2 separate regions of the Homo sapiens genome follow, and region 1 is linked to region 2. A link is a loop called in an ENCODE intact Hi-C map of the cell type or tissue named here. Cell type or tissue: PC-9. All regions are shown on one strand. Each heading gives the region's core, and the rest is flanking DNA. Links, peaks and the distances in the headings are about the cores only.

Region 1 (5,390 bases), core at 288-5,287, 640 kb before region 2:
GGCAAAACCCAGTCTCTATTAAAAATACAAAAATTAGCTGGGCATGGTGTTGCACACCTGTAATCCCAGCTACTCAGGAGGCTGAGGCAGGAGAATCGTTAGAATCTGGGAGACGGAGGTTGCAGTGAGCCAAGATGGCACCGCTGCATTCCAACCTGGGCAACAGAGCAAGACTCTGTCCAAAAAAAAAAATGTTAACCAAGGCCATTTCCATCACAGTTATGGCGGCTAACACTAGTACCAGCTCCTTACAGCTGCTACTGCTAGAGCTTGTAGACAAATGTAAGAATCAAAAATTCTCATTGTGATGAAAACTGATAAGGAAATTGTTGATACTCTTCTAGGATTTGATAACTTTGTCAATATGGTACTGCAAGATATCACTGAGTTTGAAATCCCACCAGAAGAAAGAATACTAAATTAGATCAGATTTTGCTAAACGGAAATAATATAATAATGTTGGTTCATGGAGGAGGAGGACCTGAGGTATGAATGTGTTTCCTTGACTTATGCTGGATTCTGTTTTGTCTTGTAATGAAAAGAAAATAGATTTTTTTTTTTTTTGCCTTTTAGTGTTTAGATCCTGTAAAGCTAAGTTTCCTATTAAGGGAAATGTTTTGAAGATGTATACCCATTTTTGTAAGTTAATCATGATTATCTTGGAAAAGAAGAAAAGAGTTTCTTCGAAGACTAAAATAGAAGTGTTTTGGTTAAAAAATTCATCAAGGTATTATAAAATATAAATTGCTACTTCTTAATTTTGCCTAAGACTCAATAAATGTGTCTAATTATAAACACCCAAGGCTGTGTTCAGTTTCTAGAAGTGTTTCTTCTTATCATCTAGCTGGTTATTGATTTTCATTATGATCAACTCTTTATTTCTGTAAAACTTGTTTTCCAGATTTGAGATGTTCCTTGACTTACGGTGGAGTTACATCTTGATAAACACATTATAAGTTGAAGATATTGCAAGTTGAAAATGCATTTGATATACCTAAACTACTGAACATTGTAGCTTAGCCTAGCCTACCTTAAATGTGTTCAGAACGCTTACATTAGCCTTCAACTGGGTAAAATCGTTTGGCAACACACTGCACTGTAGAGTATTGATTTACCCTCCAGATCTCATGGCTGACTGGGAGCTGGGGCTCGCTGCCTCTGCCCAGCACAAGAGAGTCTGCTACTACATATTACTAGCCTGGAAAAAGATCAAAATTCAAAATTTAAAGTATGATTTCCACTAAATGCATATGGCTTTTGCACCATTATAAAGTTAAAATTATAAGTCAAACCGTAGTAAGACCATCTGTATTGGAAATCTGACATTATTATCTATGTGTCCTTTATAATTTGCATCTCTTTAGTCTGCCTCCACAGAGGCCTGAATTTCTCTTTTTTTTTTTTAACCGATTTGATCCTTGTAGTAGTCAGTTTATTCTTTATTGTTCCCATTACAGTAAAAAAGTTAGCAATCACACTTTTCAGTTTGAAACCTCTTTTCTAGCTTCAAATTGTTTTGTTTATGACTACAGATCTTGTTTTTATATCTGTATGATAAGATGCTTCTGTAAGGGGTTTAGCCAGCTATTAAACCTCCAGAGTGACCTCATTTCCTAAGCCAGCACCTTTGTCAGGTTTACACTGTGGTTGCCTTTGTAGCTCCCCACTGCATGAAGACTCCAGGTTTTATTGTACTTCCTGGAAATGCCAGCAGAATGAACAATTTCTCCCACAAATCATTGCATGACTTAGCTTTATTTTCAGGCCCCACTGCAAACCTTTTGGAGGCAGGTGCTGTCCCTTCCCTTAAGCCCTGCAGGCTGTCTTTTATACGTATTAGATTATGGGCATGTCAGTCCTCACATCTGTCTGTGCTGTCTTAGAGAGATTTCTTGAATTTTCAGTTTGACTAAGTACATCTATCTGTCATTTCCAAGTGGGTATAATTGTCTCCTTACTATATTCAAAATAGAAGAATGTGGGCTGAGTTTGGCATCTTGTATAGAATGCTACCATTTACTCCACTTTAAATTGAACCTAACATAGGTTGAGTGAGTTGTCCAAACTCACAGTAAGTAGCAGAGCCTGGTCTTAAACTTAGATCATTTGAACCCAAATTTTGTGTTCTTTCCACTATGGAAGTCAGTATGCATAGTAGTTAAGAGTGGGAGTCCTAGAGAAGGAGAGTAGACAGGTTCTGGCATCTGGAGGAGTGGGCCCATAGGGGATCATGACAAGGAATTGATTCTCTAGTCAAGCATGAACACGAAAAGAGAATTTTCTTTTCACACCTTACTTCACAGTGTGACCACTGATTTCAATCCCACCTTTTGTGATACTTCCTCTAACATTGTTGTCATTGCCTTAACAATTGTCATGACTTGTTAGTTATGCGAGGAGAAGTGATCATGGGGCCATTTGCCCTGAGCATCCAGCCTCCAGTGGTCCTTCTATTCTGGGGCTAGGATGTCTGGGTTCCAATCCTGCTCAGTAGCCACCATGACCACAGAGAAATTACTAATGCAAATAGAAATGTTGATAATATTTATCGCACAGAAGTGTTGTAATGATGAAATGTGAGAGAACATGAAAAGTGACAGAAAGCAGGCAGTACCTTCCCAAACATGTGGGCCTACCCTAGAGCAGGCTCTTTGGTAGTTAATGAAGATAAGACAGCAAATACAAAGGTCAAGTTGCTCCCTTTTTTGGAAGAGAAAATAAATGAGTATTTAAAAAATGATAGTTGATGAGTTCCCAATAAATATTAGCTTCTCTTATTTATTATATAACTATTATTCAAGTGAGCCCACTAAGCCCAGGAACTAGTGAGAAAACTCTCTTAGCAATAAGATGGACTGATGTATTAGGTATTTTCCCAAAACATGATTTTTTAGAGGGTAGACTTCTCTCAAGAGGAGAAGGAGCCAGTTTTGAAAATTCATGATTCAAGTACTAATTGCATTTCAATTTAAACAAGTTTAATTCAGTTTTGTTCATGTTTTACTTGGCCCAACAAATTATCCTAGTGAGCTGTCTGTCTGCCGAGGAGGTGGGTTTACAACCTGAAGAGTCAATTTGGAAACTGAACAGGAGCTGAGCTGAGCTACTCTCTGACTCTGACATTAGATGTCACTACAATCAAAGGAAAGCAGAGCGGGCAACCTAGCAGTGAAGTGAAACTTGAACATGGTAGAGGAAAGAGACATGTTTAGATTGTGGTGCAAAGTTCCTGGATAAGAACTTGTGATATGATTTGCCTATCCACCTTGCCATGGGGAAAAAGGAGAATTTTAATATATGTATGACAGCTGCATTCATTTTCCTAAGACATTGACTAGGAACAACTCCTAACCACTTTGCACATCTTGGTATTTCTTCCCCTAATAGATAATAGAACTGATAGAGGCCCCCAAGGATTTTCAGTGCAGAATATTCCTAATAGGTTCTAAACGAGAATTTTACTGGACCAGATCACTAAGTCTAGTTCTTCTAATGAGCTTAATGCTTAAAGCTTAAGTTGTCTTTCAAATATTCTTCAATTATAAACTTTATCAGGTGTTTCCAAAGTTTCTTTGCTTAAAGATGTGAAGAACCCCAGGTTACTGGTATTTGTGTGTTAAGAGTAGAATTACCAGGTACAGTCACATTTGTTTACTTAAGCAAAATATCTACAAACAGCTGGAGGGCAGGGGACCCAACTAATGTTTCCATTTATTGCTAGGCAACTGGGTGAACTGAAAAGTCCATCCTCCCAAGGGATATTATATTAAATATATCTTTTTATGTGTGTGAACTGGCACACACTATTGGAATAGATTCAGAATATCTAACAATTGATGCAGCATAGGTACCAATGAATTAAATCTAGCGATGGCTAGGGCTTCCAGGGGAAAATAAGGGTGCTCCATATGGGTGTAGGGAGGACCTGATGGGGAACAACTGCTGCAGTACCTATTTATCAACTCCTGAGGGAAGTACTTTGACATATTAATAACTGGGATGACTGTACCAGTATCTATTGGTTGAATATCAGCCTGTGTATATATAACTTGGCTTATCAAGAGCCCACAAGATCTCTGGTTTAGGTTCCAAGTACAAGTATCAAAGTTCATTCTCATTACCCTCTTGATAATGGTCTGGGCTGCTAATTTTTACATTGCTTTAGTGATGGGAAGGTCCCACATGGAGGGAAATTTTATGAAATATGCAGAGAGAAGCTTGGTCTTTACATGTCTACATCTTCTTTTTTCAAGCTGTGATGAAGGCCTTGATTCTGATGGGCATCAAGAGGCAGATACAGCTCAGAAGATTCAGAAAGGCAGACTCGTGTCTAACATAACTACATTACCTTGGTGATCCCAGGAATTAGTAGACTGATACTGGGGATAGGAGTGGGGTTCTCAGTATTGGTGACAAAGTTTGTTTTAAAGTGTCCTGATTTTTTTCCTTTGCTCTACATGAGAATTAATGCACCAGTTTGCAATATATGTAAACTGTTTCATGTAGATTTGTTGAAGAAGAAAGACTGGATTTCAAGGGCCTAAGAGCAGGCAGTTTTCATGTTCAAGGTGTTTTCACATCGTATGCAGTGCTTAGATTACTGAGCCCATAGTAGTTACCTAATTCTTATTTGATACTTGATTGATATTTTTGTTTTCTGTAGATTATTCTCATTGAGAAGAAACGGACCTATGACTGATTTCAGACCAGTGATTTTGGTAATGTTTTGAATTTACTGTAATTATTTAAGCTGTTCTTCTGAATACTTGTACCATTTTCTTGGTGATTCAGAACGAAACTTACAGCTAAATTATCTGGGTTATATTAATCTTTGCATGCATTAAAACTGCTGTTTTTATAATGGAAAGAAAGAGGACTACTACCTATGTATATCTCAATGTGTCTGTGCCACGCTGTTTTAATTATGCCAAGTGTTCACTGACAAAAGTGTGAATGGAGCATACAATTTAAAAATATGAACATGTTATTAATATTTGGCACTATAACTGTAACAATCACTGATTATCATCATGATTGGGGACCTTGTCTCACCAATACCAGAGACATATTGATGTCACGATGAACTGTATTTTTCTACTATTATGTGAAATTACTTTCTTTTAATTCCACTATTTCTCATTGTTTGGCCACTTTTACTTAGGGGTTTTCTCTCTATTTCATTGTTACATGTATTTTTTTTTGTTCAAATGTCTTAAAAATTCCAATTCTTAAGGTTGATTCCATTGTACATCTTTGAATTTCACAGTGTATAGTTAGATTGTAGTCTTGTCAAGATGAGAAATTACCATGATGCCATGATAGCTTCTAACAATGCTACTGTTTCAGAAGTCAGGATCCAAGGTCTCATAGACCAAATTAAGACCTCAAAC
Region 2 (5,390 bases), core at 235-5,234:
GCATTCTTCTTTCAGTGGGTCTCAGTCTTGGCCATTCTGTGATGAAATGCTGTTTTAGCCTCTTGGTGAGAAGACTGACGTACAGAATGTGAGCCCAGCTGGAAACATCCTTCACAGTACTGAAATACAAGTGCCAAGTCCAAGTACTTTCTGGGTAACATCACCTACCCTCCCTGGCTGTGAAAGCTCAGAGATAAGAGTTTCTAGCTGATCATTTTGCAGTGGATTTTCCTTCCTTAAAAGGAAGGATTTTTTTTCTAAAGAAAAAATCTTTTCTGATTTTTTTCTAAAGAATCAAAATTTATAGTTTAAAAAAAAAAAGTACAGAGGAAAAAAATTTAAATACTTTTGGAATTGAATGTTTCCCAATCATTTTTTTAAATGTTGTCTTCACTTTTTTTCTTCTTTAACTACCAATGCCCATGTAATTTTTTTTCTTTCATGAGGCATCAGTATTCCTTGCCTAAAGACAGTGTGTCTAATGAGTGACTAGAATCAGGTAAAGAAGAAACTTCTCCTGTCTTGAAGGAGGCGTGTCTGTTGGGGAGGAGAAAGGAGTTTTCCTTGCTTGCTATACACTGAAGACTGTTCCCTTGCCAAGTATACTTTCATCGTCTTAGATAAATCGTAATTGCAAAATCGAAGGAGAATTTGCAGACTTTACTGTGAATGACCTTGTTGCTGCTATTCTGTGGTGTCAATGTAACAACATAGACAGACTTTACAAAATATCATTTTTTACTTTACTTTTTTACCCCTGTAGGCTTTACAAAATATCATTTTTTTACTCTACTTTTTTGCCCCCGTTATCAAACCAAGGGTAAAGGAGTCATTTACTTTGGTGACACCTACAGGCACATTCAGATAAAAACATTCTCAACCCTCCTTTGTAACCAAAACACTCTCATTGGTCCAGTCAGGAACCCCTGTGTGGATTCTGAATGGTAGTTAGTGGACATCATCTCAGATTCATTTGAGTCTTAAAATACATCAGTTTGTCTCCAAAAGTCATCTTCAAATGTTGAGAAATTTTCATTTGGCTATTTGGGTTTGATGCTGAACTACAACAATGTAAATGTCTTCAGCTGGCCTATGCCTCATTCCACCAGCATAAATGTTGCCTTTTACAGGCCATGACTGGATGAGCAGAAACTGCTGAAGTCTCTCTCACCAAAATCTCTCTCACACACGCCCCCCTGCTACCATCATACTTCCTGGGCTATAGAAGCTGAACCTGTTCCAAGATGTAACAATTAGATAAAATGATGAACTCCTCAAAAGTGGCCCGGATTCCCAGTGTTGGAAGACTATAGAAGACCACTGGGATTGAGTAACCTTGAAAGAAGTTCACTCAGACAAGCTGTTCGCACATCTGAGTGATCCCAGTGCAAGTCAAACTGTGGGGTGGCAGGTATAACAACAACAGGCAAAAAGAGCAGAAGGAAATGGGTTCACCAGAAAGTGCAACTCCTGCAGCAAGGAAATGACCAGGAAACCCACGATAGTGCCCTATTAAAGAAAGAGCCTGCCATGACAGAGAGCCCATGACAGCCAAGTAAGCTCTACAAACAGTACCAGCTAAGTACATGAGACTCTTTTTGCCTTCTAGGTCTTAATAGGTCTTAATCCTCTGTCCCATCTAGCCCTGGAAGATCCAGAGGCACATCACCACCATGACATCTTTCATGTCAGAAGGATATGGAACAAGAAAGAGAGGAGAGACTCACCACACCTCTTGCCCAACCTTCTAGGTCAGGCCCAAAAGAAAGGGAAAAGCTTTAAACTTGATATCACAAGTTTAGTTTAGACCAGACTGCGCTTTTAATACCTGAAAAAAATGAAACTGAAAGTGACCATAAAATATCATGAGGAAAAAGGAAGGAATATCTAACAGAGAGGTTTGCAAAAGTGGTAGGAGAAAAATGAAGCTATTTTCTAATTTTATACTGCGGAGTCTAGCCCATTAGGTTGTTGATCCAGTTGGGATTTTACTTTCTAATATCTTTTTAGTGAACAAAGCAGGTAATATTAGGCATTGCTCAAGTGAAAAATATATTGCGGGGGGGAGGATTTTTTTGTCCATGTTCAAAATTCAGGAAAATATCATAAAGGGTATATCTATATTAAAGTCTATTTACCTTGCTTATTTATAGTTGCAAATTTACATAAACCCCATTTAAAATTTTCTTCCACATCATGTAGAATTTTGCCTCTGTTCAATGAGGACGGCAAACTGCAGGGACGTCTTCTATGGACTCTTATTTTGCCCCCTTCAACCTGACTTTTGATCCTCCAACTTCTCCTTGCTCAGAAGCGAGGTTTTCAATGTTTGACCCAGTAAAATTTAGTATCAGTAGTCTGAAGCATCTGCTTCTGTGAAGGCTAATTTATCTTTGCTGAAGACCTCATGAGTTTCTTATCCCTGACCCTCATGAGGAAGTTCCCATGGTCAGAACGCACTACTGTGTCTCCAAATGGCTTTCCTAGGAGACTGTCTTGCTTGCTGATTTACACTGATCAGACATGAGGATTCTGAAACTTCACAAATATTTATCAAAAGGATTTACAGATGCTTAGTTTTTATAGCTGCTTGTTGATGCAACTGCCACATCAGCTGCCTAAAAAATAAAATGGGTTACTCATCAGACAGGGACATAAATGATGAAACACAAAAGGCCCACTAATAAATTATACAACCTCCTGTGGACCATGGCACAATGAAGGCAAGGATCCAAGAAAAGGTTTCTTGAATTGTTTTTTGTCCCTGGCAGGGTGAATTAGGTTGTTCAGGTAAGAGTCATGAATACAAGAATAGGGAGGGAGTGCTTTCAAGAACTGATTTATTGATAGGAAGGACCAGGAAGTGGTGATATTTGTTGCACAAATATCTCCTTCCTTGTTCTTTGCCATACACAAGGACTGACCACACTCCTGAGTCACCCAATAGCTACTGCTTTCTTGTTCGCCTGTCTCCCATCTTTCCAGCTTCTTCCACTATGACTCAGGCAACCCTCCAGATTCAAAGACACAGTGGATGGGGTAGAGCGATTTTTGTGTGTCCTTTTCTCTCTCCTGCATCCCTCTGAGCACATCATTGCCTTACATATCACCACCACAAGACAGGAAAGCCAGGGCCCATCCAGTGCCCACTGAAGGTGGCTGAATATACCTGGAGCACAATTCTGGCCTGGCTGGAAGGTGAAGAGTTAACAACAGGAATAAGCAAATCTGTCCATTCCTGAGCATGTCCTTCTCCCATCCTCCCACTCTGTCCTTTACTCCATCCCAACGGTCTTCTTAAAAGGCACCTCTAGGGAAAAATCACTACCAACATCTCTAAACCAACTAAACTCATCAAGAGGGTCATCCTCACACATATTACTGTCTAAGCAACTATCGTGCCTTGGGTAACATGAGCTTAAAGGGAGCTGCAATACAGCATCTTAGGGGTATAATCATTAAAAGAAAAAAATATGTTGTATTACTTCATTTTCTGTTGCTTAGCATATGAAAAACTGGGTAATTTATACAGAAAATGAATTTATTTCTTAGTTATTCCTTACCTGAAAAATCCAAGGTCAAGGGGCCATATCTGGTGAGAACCTTCTTGCTGGTGGGCATTTTCTGAGGAATCCCAAGGCCACACAGGGCATCGCATGGTGAGGGGGCCGAGTGTGCTATCTCAGGGCTCTTTTTCTCTTGTGAAGCCACCAGTTCCATTCCCATGATAACCCATTAAAACCCACTACCCATTAATCCACTAATCCATTCAGGAGGGCCAAGACCTCATGATCCAATTACCTCCCAAAGACCTCATCTCTCAGTTGGAGGTGAGGTAATCACCACTATATTGGAGATTAAATTTCAGCATGAGTTTTGGAAGGGAAACTATTCAAACCATAAAAGGTGTTTATTGGAAAAAGCAGAATTATTAAATCAAAAATAAAATTTGAGAGTAAGCATATAAAATGTTCTCATACAGCAGATACTAGAAACAAAAACAAGAGGAAAATCATTAAGAAAAACAGGTGACGATGTTATTATGAAAAACCAAAGATTGAACAAAATAATAGATTGCCTATCATGTTACATACAGCTGAAGAACTGGAAGATTAAGTAGAAGAAGCTCGCCTTGTCAAAGGTGGCTACAGTGTATTCCCCAAAGTATTGCTTAATCCATCTGAAATAATTTTCTTTTCATTGCAATCCAATGCAATCTCTTCTTTCCAGGAAATCACTTATTTATTCTTGTTATTCAAATCACAGTCAAACTACCTTCACCTCCAATTCACATTATTGAACTGGAAATATAATATACCAGGACCTAGCATCCGCATTCAGACAGAATATTACCTCACAGATTTTAGATTTTGGGTAGGTTGATGGTGGGTGCCTGACTACATTTGTGTAAATAGTGTCAATCCTGGTGATTGTCTCTAATCCAAGATGGTTTTGTCTCCAAAGCTAGCAACATTTTCATTTCTAGGAATTGAAATCACCACTGGTCAACACTCTATCTTTCCCACAAGCCACCCCCCGCCCACACACCTCAGAAAATGGCAGACACATTGCTAAATGAATAAAATATAAGTCCCTTTTCATCTGATACTGTTATATAGAATGAGATTTGACATGTTTAAGGAAACATCTTTGCTAGTGTTAAAGGCTCATTCCTCAAAAATGAAACACAATGGACAGTTTTAAGAGTTTGAAATATTCATTTTTTAAAATATCAGGCACATAAATCAATTTGAACATGTTTGAATTTATATACTCTTTTGGTTTGGAGGGAAATAATTTGTACCAGGACTATGTCCAAGTCCTACATATAGCCTCAATACTGGTTTGAAATGCCTTAACAGGCAGGGTCTCACAACCTCAGCCCCACCACCCAGGTACTGCAGGTGTTGTCACGAGTAGCTGTTGGAATTACAAAAATATTTTTCCGGAAACTACAGAATGTCAAGTTATGCCTTTGAAATTGTGGCATCAGATACAATACATAGCAGGAATTCTCAAATAAAAAATGTCGTATTCATTTCATTCACAGAAGTTTATTAAACACTTCCATGGGCCAGGCACATTTTATATAGGAAACATGCCCATAGTCATTAAAATAATTTATTTGGAAGAAAGATTTTAAAGGAGGAAAATCTCATACTTCAGTTGTTTTAAAATCACAAATATGACAGCACTGGCTTTCAATGCAGTTAATTTTAGTCCCTAATTCACAGATAATGATGGCACCTTAAACATGGAAATGTTTTTCTCCAGAAGAAACTCTGAAATGGACTGGAAAAGTACTGAAATACGTATCTTGTGTAAGCAATTAATAGGAAATGTTGCAAATCAGGATCAGATTTGTGCTGTCCTTTTGCTTTTTACAGTAA

The links. Peaks named below come from ENCODE experiments on the same cell type or tissue, not always from the same donor. Only the 100,000 strongest peaks of a DNase experiment are listed, where the experiment ranks them.
Region 1: a loop joins it to region 2, with 3 times the contacts of the local background. A loop is called at or near these places in 3 of 110 quality-filtered maps.

Annotation. Positions count from the first base shown.
Region 1 is chr7:16,888,400-16,893,789 of GRCh38, forward strand. It overlaps the pseudogene LOC100131425. Among named protein-coding and RNA genes, the nearest start is that of AGR3, 9.1 kb to the left of the region's middle. RefSeq lists a silencer at 2,966-3,260. In PC-9, for the core only: a CTCF peak has its summit at 3,123; DNase peaks (open chromatin) are centred at 3,142 and 3,672.
Region 2 is chr7:17,530,358-17,535,747 of GRCh38, forward strand. The region is part of intron 1 of LINC02889 (long intergenic non-protein coding RNA 2889); the gene reads right to left. Among named protein-coding and RNA genes, the nearest start is that of LINC02889, 26 kb to the right of the region's middle. In PC-9, for the core only: no CTCF peak of the experiment used is centred there; a DNase peak (open chromatin) is centred at 2,854; H3K27ac peaks cover 1,458 bases.